2 separate regions of the Homo sapiens genome follow, and region 2 is linked to region 1. Evidence: read pairs that join two places in POLR2A ChIA-PET (ENCODE). Cell type or tissue: GM12878. All regions are shown on one strand. Each heading gives the region's core, and the rest is flanking DNA. Links, peaks and the distances in the headings are about the cores only.

What was found. Peaks named below come from ENCODE experiments on the same cell type or tissue, not always from the same donor. Only the 100,000 strongest peaks of a DNase experiment are listed, where the experiment ranks them.
Region 2: POLR2A ChIA-PET joins it to region 1 with 5 read pairs; 2 of 35 experiments call an interaction of 5 or more read pairs at or near these places.

What each region holds. Positions count from the first base shown.
Region 1 is chr3:5,202,798-5,208,176 of GRCh38, reverse strand. It overlaps EDEM1 (ER degradation enhancing alpha-mannosidase like protein 1), which reads right to left. Exons shown (of 12, transcript NM_014674.3): 5 at 5,028-5,211; 6 at 2,936-3,110; 7 at 904-1,024; 8 at 1-84. Among named protein-coding and RNA genes, the nearest start is that of EDEM1, 18 kb to the right of the region's middle. RefSeq lists an enhancer at 2,423-2,662. In GM12878, for the core only: no CTCF peak of the experiment used is centred there; a DNase peak (open chromatin) is centred at 2,496; H3K27ac peaks cover 1,593 bases.
Region 2 is chr3:5,754,245-5,759,623 of GRCh38, reverse strand. It overlaps LOC105376940 (a long non-coding RNA gene), which reads right to left. Exons shown (of 3, transcript XR_940572.3): 3 at 3,672-4,089. Among named protein-coding and RNA genes, the nearest start is that of MIR4790, 510 kb to the right of the region's middle. In GM12878, for the core only: no CTCF peak of the experiment used is centred there; DNase peaks (open chromatin) are centred at 2,173 and 4,793.

The sequences.
Region 1 (5,379 bases), core at 285-5,284:
CTCAGGGAGGGCACCATATCGTTTCCATATGGCATAGTAGAAGGCATGAAGGCAGATGGCATCTTCCACATCTCCTATCAGCACCTAAGGAGAGGACACAGGTCATCAGGCTGAGATACCATTCCTAGAGTGACAAGACATGGCACAAAGGGCCTGCCTGGGCTCTCCTCTGCCCCCGAGTTCTTAGTTGACCTACACATACGGTTAAAGACAAAACCAACCCAAAAGTGACAACCCAGACAAATAAATGCCCTCCCTATCTGGCCACTAATGCCAAATTGATGTGAGCTGCACACAGAAAAAGAGATTACGTGTACTCATGAACAAGGAATAAACAACTGAGCGATGGATTATCCAAAAATCTCACACAGCCCAGCACAGTGCCTCATGCCAGTAATCCCAGCACTTTGAGAGGCTGAGGCGGGCAGATCACCTAAGGCCTGGAGTTCGAGACCAGCCTGGACAACACAGTGAAACCCCGTCTCTACTAAAAGTACAAAAAATTAGCCGGATGTGGTGGCAGGCGCCTGTAATCCCAGCTACCCTGGAGGCTGAGGCAGGAGAATCTCTTGAACCCAGGAGGCGGAGGTTGCAGTGAGCCAAGATTGCGCCACTGCACTCCAGCCTGAGCAACAGAGGAAGACTTCATCTCAAAACAAAAACAAACAAAAACAAAAATCACACACAGTCACTTCTCAAGCACGGTTTTGCACTTGTGTGGAATGGCTCTGTTCAATATTCTGGAGACTAATTTCTCAAACAGAGAGATGAAGACGTATAGTGTCAGTGACCTCCCAAATCCAAAGGAGACAGAGAATGCTCAGGGTATTAAAAAAGAAAGAAAAGGAGGGAGAAGCCCTTTCTGGTGATTGGTTATTCTTAGGAAATCTGATGGCAAAATACCTGCAGTCCAGGGAAAAAGGCCTGCAGAGAGTCAATCCAGGTGTTCATCAGCTGCCCACTGAACATGTTCACGTTGACATAGAGTGGAGGGTCTCCTTCTCCTTCATTGCAGGCTTCCCGCCTGCAAACCCAAGCAGCACATTCAGTGGTGAAAAGAAAGCTCACTGACAGATCTCTACCTCTCCAGCAGCTGCTGGTAGTTTCATTTAAACGGAATTAACATTAATTTTTTCTCCTAACTCATTCCTTAAACCTCTGCAGACAGACTGCCTTTAATTATCTACATTAGACTCTAGCAGAAGATAATATTTTCCACAGGATCAAAGTTCCTAACGCAGCCATTGTAATATGTCAGGATTTCACAGTATTCTGCAGAAAGCACTTTGAGCTTTGGGTTTAAGAGCCCTGCCACATAAGAGAATTCAGTATATAGTATGGGCCTATGCTGGATTTCACCTGAGCAGAAAAGCTTGGTTCTTTTGGTACAAAGAGTCTCTTCTCTAGTAATGTCCTACAGCATGGGCCTGGAGAAATGCATCAGAGCAAGACCCTTGGGGATTACTGCTCAATTTAGTTTGTGGCTTTGAAAAGCAAAAATAAATAAATTCCACTCAAAAGGCCCCTTACTTAAACATAGCACATACAAGTGGTTCCTACAACAGCAATGTAGAAATGGACCCAAGAAAATCCAAGCAGGAAGCTCAGTAGCTATAACTTGCACTGAAACTGGACACTTAACATAGAAATACATACAAAGAAAGATCTGGGGGCCAGGTGTGGTGGCTCACACCTGTAATCCCAGCACTTTGGGAGGCCGAGGCGGGTGGATCACGAGGTCAGGAGTTTGAGACCAGCCTGACCAACATGGTGAAACCCCATCTCTACTAAAAATACAAAAATCAGCCAGGCAAGGTGGTGCACGGCTGTGATCCCAGCTACTCAGGAGGCTGAGGCAGGAGAATCGCTTGAACGCAGGAGGCAGAGGTTGCAGTGAGCCAAGATCGTACCACTGTACTCCAGCCTGGGTGACAGAGCAAGACTCTGACTCAAAAAAAAAAAAAAAGAAAGATCTGGGAAAGAGAGTGACACTACGTAGAAGCCACTGTAGCTTCAAATGGCTCTCTCTCTCCTGTCATCCTGGAGGAACAACAGAAAATGGTGAATAATGTTTTAAACAAACTCAGAGAGAAAAAAAAATGTGGTAACTGTCCTTTCTATCACCAAGTATAAAAACCAATCCTAACAGTTCTTTGTAAAGTATTAGAACCAAAACATTGTCCTGCATTGCAGATCTATCTGCAATTAAAGCCACAGTTAAACACTGGGATGTGTCAGCCCCTGTAGTAGCAGCAAGTCTCTAAGACGGCCCCCGAGAACCTCCATCCGTGCGAGCCACACGCTTGCACAGCCCCCTCCCACACTGAATGTATCATTTTGATCTGGGTGACTAATGGTCTGGCAGAAGTATTGGTATATCATTCCCAGACTAGTCATGAAAGCACTGTGGTTGCCATTTTGGCCTCTTTCTTTTTCTCTCAGATCACTCACTCTGGGGGAAGCCAGTGGCCATAAGCTACCTACAAAGAGGCCCCTTGGCAAAGAACTGAGCCCTCCAGCCAACAGCCAAAGAGGAACTGAAGACTGCCAGCAACCAAAGTGAGCCTGGAAGGGGATCTCCCAGCACCATTGGGCCTTAGCATGGCTGTGGCCCTGGCCACCAGCTTGACAACAACCTCAGGAGAGATCCTGGGCCAGAATGACTGGCTCAGCTGCTCCTGGATTACTGTCCCTAAGAAACTTCATGAGATAATGCTTGTTGTTTTAAGCCACTAGGTTCTGGGGTACTATGCTATGCAGCGACAGAAAGATAACACAGCTCTTTGCCCCCAGATGACTGACAAACTAGGAGAGGTGGTAAGGTGAGGGCAGAGATAAACAGACCCTGTGATTGTGTGTTAAAAAAAATACAAACGCTTCAGAATGCATTCTATTTGCTTTACAAGGCAACAGAGGAGATGTTAGGGAGACATACCCTCTTCTTAAGTAGTTCTGAATACTCTGATATGCAGCATTAAACATTTCTAGGTCTTCTTTTTCTCCAAAGAGAATGTAAGATTTCAAGAGGTATTCATAGAAGGAGTCCAGCCCGGCACCCAGGCCACTCTGCTTTCCAACCCAGTGGCCCGTCTGAATGTTCACGACATTGCCTGCAAAAATAAACAAGGCACTTGAGGTCCCAGCTGTCTCATCGGGGAGGACATGAATGGAGACAGGCCTCCTACTCCAACCACACTGCTCCTCAGCACCTTTATCCTTGGCATACAGGAGAAGGAGGTGGTTGCTTGGACCTAACATTTTTATCAGTCTTATCACTAACTTAGCCTAGACATCTTCTAAATATATAGCATTTACTGACACAAACATGGGGATAAACATTTAATGCAAAATAAAAATAGGTTTCTCATTTTGCTTTTCCAGATTGACGATGCATTTCAAAACCCAAGAGTTTTTCACAGACTTTAACCCAGTACTGCCATTCCTGGGAATTTATCCAAAAAAAGATGATTTTAAAAAGAAAAAGTGGCCAGGCATGATGGCTCACACTTACAATCCCAGCACTTTGGGAAGCCGAGGCAGGTGGATCGCTTGAGCTCAGGAGTTCGAGACCAGCCTGGGCAACATGGTGAAACTCTGTCTCTACCAAAAATACAAAAAATTTGCTGGGTGCGATGGCAGGTGCCTGTAGTGCCAGCTACTCAGGAGGCTGAGATGGGGGGTTCACTTGATCCCAGGGATCACTTGAGCCTGGGAGGAAGAGGTTGCAGTGAGCAGAGACTGTGCCACTGCCGTCCAGCCTGGGTGATGGAGGGAGACCCTGTCTCAAAAGACAAAAAAAAAAAGAAAAGGGAAAAGATAATTTTTTTTAATAATAAAAACAACAACAAAAGTGGTCATTATGAATGCAAGGCAACAACCTGGAAACAAATGATCTGCCAAATGTCAGGCAGAATCAAAATATATGTTTATATTATAATGAAAAATATATAGAAGTTACACAGGCCAGGCTGAAAGGGTCTATGGAAACCTAAAAAGTTGACAATCGGGAGTGACACTGGTCAACTATTTGGTGATAGGCTGACAATTTGAGTGACTTCTTTATTTCTATTGCTGTTGTTAAATACAACAAATGTATACATAAATTTCAGAACTTAAGACAGTTACATGAGTTAAAATAACACCTAGGCTGGGCACAGTGGCTTACACCTGTAATTCCAGTACTTTGTGAGGCCAAGGTGGGAGAATTGCTTGCGCTCAGGAGTTTGAGACTAGTCAGGCAACATAGTGAGACCCTGTCTCTACATAAAATAAACAAAATTAGCTGGACATGGTGGCACAAGCCGGTCGTCTCAGCTACTTGGGAGGCTGAGGTGGGAGGATCACTGAACCCGGCAAGTGGAGGCCGCAGTGAGCCAAGATCACACCACTGAACTCCAGCCTAGGTGACACAGTGAGACCCTAACTCAAAATAAATAAATAAATAAAATAACACCTTGAGTTAGCAAAATACTGATAATTAGTGAAGACAAATGATGAGTACATAGGGGTCATTATTCATCATACTTTCTCTCTACTATATTATGAAATTTTCCATAATAATTTTTAAGTAACATCTTCACCAAACATTCTAAAGGGAAAAAACCCCACCTCACACAGGTTTAATCTGGACTTTCAATCTACTACCACAGGCCCAGATTTTTTAAAAGGAAAAAGCTGCTCCATCAGTAACTCTAAATTCCTATATTTAGAACCTTACATTGAAGCAATAAAATCTGCCTCAGAGGCAGTTCTTTTTACGGCATTTCCATTAACAATAATTTTCAAGTGGAATATGCCAGGGGATCCGAATCAGAAGGGAGCCCTCAAACACAAAAGCTTAATGCTTTTCCATCAGACCATGCAGCCTCTCTGCAAAGGGTCACATAAAGAAATTAGATAGAGCTGACACAATTCTTGCTGAGTTGTCAATTGAGTTGAAGAGTAAAAAGGGGGCAGAGCCCAGAGAAGATGAAAGGAAAAGGGGACCAAGCAGTGTGCAGTCCCAATGGCGAGGAAAGGTGCCACACCTAGTAATCCTGTATCATTGCTCCGGAGGTTCCAAAGGGCTTTCACTGCTCGTCTGGCCACCCACTCAAATGTGGAGTCCCCCAGGAGTCGACTCAGAATCCCAAATTCCACCAGGAGGGAACCGGCTCCCGCTGTGCATGTCTCATTATTGGTGTCAGGAGGAACTCCTGTCTTTAGATTCACCTGGGGATGGGAACAGACAAAGACTGTGACAAAACTCAAGGAATCCACAGAGCTGAAAAGCCGGGTCTCAGAGACTACACTCAGCTAATAAACCAAGCTTACCACGGTGAGAGTCTGCCCTCTGCCTTCCAAGATACATCTGAGGTGAATACGGGAATTAAATTTAAA
Region 2 (5,379 bases), core at 155-5,154, 550 kb before region 1:
TCTGTCTCCAAAACAGCAAAGCAATCTTAATAATAGCTATTCAAACAAGGCTGCTGTAATTCTCTATTGCACCAAGAAAAATGCTCTGAAGTCAATAAATCATGTTTTCCTTTTAGAAAATTCTAGATAACTCACTAACGTTTTTGAATACGCTATTTGGAAGGTGGCTTCTGATTCAGGCTAATTAGACTGTCTTCTAATGAAATTTCAGACAAGATTTAACTCCACATTCCATACTGAGCAAACATTCGGGGTCAGAGCATTTGAATGCTGGTATTATAGTACAAAAATAAGGCCTATGAGATAAAGCAGCTGGCTTTGCAACAATTCAACAAGCTACACAAAACTGAAATTAAACAATGTATGACTTGAATTACTTTTGCCTTTTATTCCCTGCCTTGTGTAAGAAGGACCAATAAGCTAATCTGTTATCATGAACACACATGTTCACAAACACGTAAATACAAACATGAGCCATTCTTTTCTAAAATATTAGTTGGTGCAGTTTTTTTTTTTTTAATCTCATATTATCTTGTATCCAAGAGCCATTTCCTTATTGAGCCAGATAAGTCTAGCTTCACCAATCCCGGCTTCAAGGATGTGGAGGACGAGCAGAGAAACAAAACAGCTCTTCCTGGCTTTGCCTTTCGAGAGTTTAGATCCTGCAGGGAAAATAAAATGTCCCAGCGGAGACAATGGTTTTGGGAACACATATGATGACTCAGAGCAAGACTTTGCACCTCCCACGATAAATGATGATTCTCTAGGTAATGGAGGATATGGAAGGGAGAAGAAAGAGCTGAAACCTAAAGCGGGCCTGAGCCATTCAGACTGAGCTTCAGGGACAAGGAGAAAATACTCCCACATGGATAAGGAAATATTTTCTTCATGTTGTAACAATACATGTTTCTGTGTTTATGAAATCCAAAACCTAGACATAAACAAACGATTTCGGAAGATATGTGATATCGGAGGCAATGTTTTCTAGTCCTCAAACTAGATGGGCTTGTCTTTGGAGTTGCAGGGCCAGAAAACAAAGAAAAGAGAAAGGCAATGTAAGCCAGGGTCCTTGGGTTTCCCAGCACACACTGTAACTGGGAAAAGTTACAGGTGAAAGTACCCACCTGTAACTGATACACCTTGAGTTCTTGTTTCAGAAAAGTTCCGGGAAGAAGCCCACCTCCAGCAAAACAAAAAAAACGGGTTGGATCCTCAGATACTTCAGCTGGAGATGAGGTTTGGCAAACTCCCCTCATTTCCATACTAAAAACCCCACCAGAGGAGGAGCTTATTCTCCATTGTCCATACATGCGCCCTGTCTAGAAGCATGATCAGCAACTGCGTCTGCACTGCCTTCTCCACCTTTACGTACTAACTAACTTAACTCAGCTAACTAACTAGCCCAATGAAAGCCCTGTTTTCACCTTTGCTCAGGGAGGCACCACTTTGGGAACTATTCCTGGTGTCCTCGCTTGTTGCAAGTAATAAAGTCCCCTTGTTAAATCTTCCTTGGTTGTGGTCATTGGACTGTCACCCGGCAGGCAATCGAACCCACCTGCCTTGTGGATAATGGTAACTTAGACGCTGAGGGGGTCCCTGAGAATGTTTCTGCACTTCATCTCCAATAATAAGTCTCATTTGTCTTGACTAACAAAGTCTAAAGACAATATAAACTCACTGAATTTGGATACTTCTTAGTTGGACAGTTGAACTGATAGGGGAATGAAATAATGAATTGGTTATTTTCAGTATTTCTTACTGTTTCTTATATTTGGGAGACATATAGTACAATAGTTAAAAGTCTAGAATTCTAGGTTAGTCCTGAGTTTAAATTATTGCCCTTCTGCTAATTATATGATCTTAGGTAAGTCATTTGATTATTTAGATTCGGTTTTCCCATCGGTAAAATGATGACACTAGCTTTGTTATGAGGATCACATGAGAGAATATATTAAGTGCACAATGCGAAGCACATATGTGCTGAATAAATGACAGCTACCCGCTGTGGCTGTGGCAGTCATGATTCTCATCAAAATACTTTAGAATCAATAAAATTGCAAATTGTCAGCTTAGTCAAGTCAGAGCAGAAAATGTGGCTGAAAAAGCAGAAGCTGAGAAGCACAGATCACCAGTCTTTCATCGCAAAGTTAAATTCAGCCCTAAGTTTAATTTCTTGCAGACTTTCTGGTTGTGGGCAATGTGGCAAGAACAGAAAATGAATAACTCATGGTATCTGTCCTCAGGAGTTCACACGGATGTGGGAAGGTGAGACACCCACATACAGCATTGAAATAACTTTGTGCGGGTCTGTGCCAAAGGGAGAGCTATTTAAAAATATTAATAAATAAATGAACAAGGAACTGAGAAGAAGAAAGAATCAGTATAAGCTGGAGTGCTGGGAGAAGACAAGTATAGGCATGAGTGTGTTATGGATATTCCCAGTGTGGAGGAGGGGGACAACACTGAGCAAGACAGATTTCTGGGAATCTGGGAAAACCGGCCCGGGTGGTAGACTTGAGCTGAGAAATGGAGTGAAGATGTGTGTCCCACCCATATCCTCATGGTGCCTACCATTGCCATGCAAGCAGGCTGACTTTCAACTGCCAGCCTCTGTGATTTGGTGCCAGAGACTTTCCTGCAGCCATAAAGGCAGGGCAAAAATGCTAGATTAATGTTCCTCCCCAAGAAGCTCTCAACCAATGGTAGTTGATGGATAAATATTCCAGTTCTCTCTCACTGCTGTATCTCCCAAGATGTCCCCAACAGGATTAGGTTCTAGTGTGCTATAGATAAAACATCCCTAAATGGCTCCTTTCCCTGTTCTCTCACACTCCTCCACACCCCGATGGCTGTTACTTGGGATCATTTCCTAAATAAACACTTGTTTTTAAACCCTTGTATCAAGTCAAACCAAGACTTGGAAGATGATGGCATTCTGTTCCACGTGAATTTCTTGAGTACTTTCCACAGGCCCACACTAGGCTACCCACTGCAGATTCAGAGATGAATCAGATGTGTTTCCTGACCACACAGGATTTACAGTCTCGTTAGGAACGTGAAGGTGTTGGAAATGAGTTGTATTGAGGTCACCTAGATCATAAATTTCTTAGGTACAGTATGATGCTTGATTTCTCATTATGGCTCCCTCAGGAATGAGTACAATTCCCAGCAGATTGTACTTGCTCAACTATTTACTGAATAAATAAAAAGCATGATAATGACAGTACAATGCACTTTAAATGTTCTACAGATTTTCACAGAGCTAAGTGCTTTATAAAAATAAACACATTTATTCCCCCACTAAAACGTTTTAGATAGAAATCACTATGCCCATTGTAAAATTAAAAAGCTGAGGTTCAGAGAAGTTGTGTCACTAGCTAGGAGGTCACCAAGCTGAGATCTGACACAATGCTCTTAGATTCTAAATTTAGCAACCCCAATAGCTTTATCATCCTGGCCTTCTCTGCCCTGTAGCCAGGTAAGCAGGTTGTAATTAGGGAGAAATTCAGGAAAAGAAGCTTCTAGAAGCTCAGGCTGTGGTGCAACAAAAATGTGACTATTAAGCTCTTTAAACATCTCCTGGATGCTAACAGTTGGGATATCTGCCTCCTTAGTTGTAAGCCTAACTTTCCTAAGAAAGTAGCAGCTGTATCCAGTAAAGGAGGCGCTCATTTCTTTTTTTTTATTATAATACTTTAAGTTCTAGGGTACATGTACACAACATGCAGGTTTGTTGCATAGGTATACATGTGCCATGTTGGTTTGCTGCACCCATCAGCTCGTCATTTCCATTAGGTATTTCTCCTAAAGCTATCCCTCCCTCAGACCACCCCACCGCCCTGCCACAGGCTCCAGTGTGTGATGTTCCCTACCCTGTGTCCAAGTGTTCTCATTGTTCAATTCCCACCTGTGAGTGAGAACAAGGAGGCGCTCATCTCTTTACTGCCATTTGTGGATGACCAAAGGGAGTCCCAGAGGGTTTATGTGTTATGCCCACTATCACGATTGTTCCTTTCATGCCAGTCCTCTAACAAGCTGAGGCAATTCCTTCAGATGAGAATGGCCCATTGCAGCTCCTGGGCCCTAGGACTGAAGCAAAGGTGGGAGAATTCAGCCTACGCATCATATGGAACAGTGCTTCAAAAACTATCTAGAGTTAAAGACCAGTTCACAATTTTATAGAAAAACAGTCTATGTTTTTTAAATAAATTTTATTGTGTATGTTTAAAGTATACAACATGATGTTATATATGTAGTAAAATGATTATAGTGGAACAAATTAACATATCCATTATTTCATACAGATACCCATTTTTACCCCGGGGCAATAGCCCCTTTAATCTTCTCATTTAGCAGAAATCGTGACTACAATACACCATTATCGACTATAGTCCTCATGTTTTACATTAGCTCTTTCTACTTCTTCATCCTATACATCTGCTACTTTGTATTCTTTGACTTACATCTTTCTGTTTCTTCCCCTCCCCCACATTCTGGTAACTATTGTTTTATTCTCTATGTGTGGTTTGACTTTTTTTTTTTTATTTATTTTTTACATTCCACTAAATGAGATCCTGCAATATTTTTCTGTGTCTGGCTTATTTCACAAATTTTTAAATGTCCAATTTATAGCAGACCAATACTTCTGCCAACACACAAAAATACTAATTACTAGATGTCACAGCAAGGGCAAATTGCTCTAAAAATGCCTAAACGCTCTCGATTTCTACACTTATCTTGACATGGGCCACTGGGACAACAGTTTGTGGTTTGGCCCTGGGCCTCTGACCACTGACACTTTGAGCAGCACAATACAGGGAACAGGAAAGAGAGAGAATATACATGAGACAGCATACAATTCTCAGTTCTGCAAGAAGCAGTCTGGTGGCCCTCCCCTGTCCTTCAGAAACAATGCACCTCTCAGAATTGCTTCCCTGTGCCACCTCTGACTCCCCCCACACACTAAGTTGGGTCTCAATGCCCTCAAACTGTCTCTTGCACACCCAGAATCCTTCCTTCAAGTTCCTCGCACCTAGATCTCCCCTTATCACCTTCAACAAGATTTATCCTGTAACCCATCTCAGCTAGTATTTATTCTCTGCTAGAATAGAACACGTCTATCTTAGAGGTAAACGTAATAATCTGCATCCTATAAAACATTAGTTTTCAAAGTAGAGTGCTTACAGCCTGTGGGGTATGCAGAATGACCCCCTGTGTAATATGGCAAGCAAATATAACTCTGTTTATATATATCCTTTCTCTACCCTTTTAAAATTTCCGTTTTTGAGGTATCATTTATAACACACTTACTATATCAGGATAGTACATAAACAAACAGATATATGACAGGGTGCCAGCTTTTTTTTTTTTTTTTTTTTC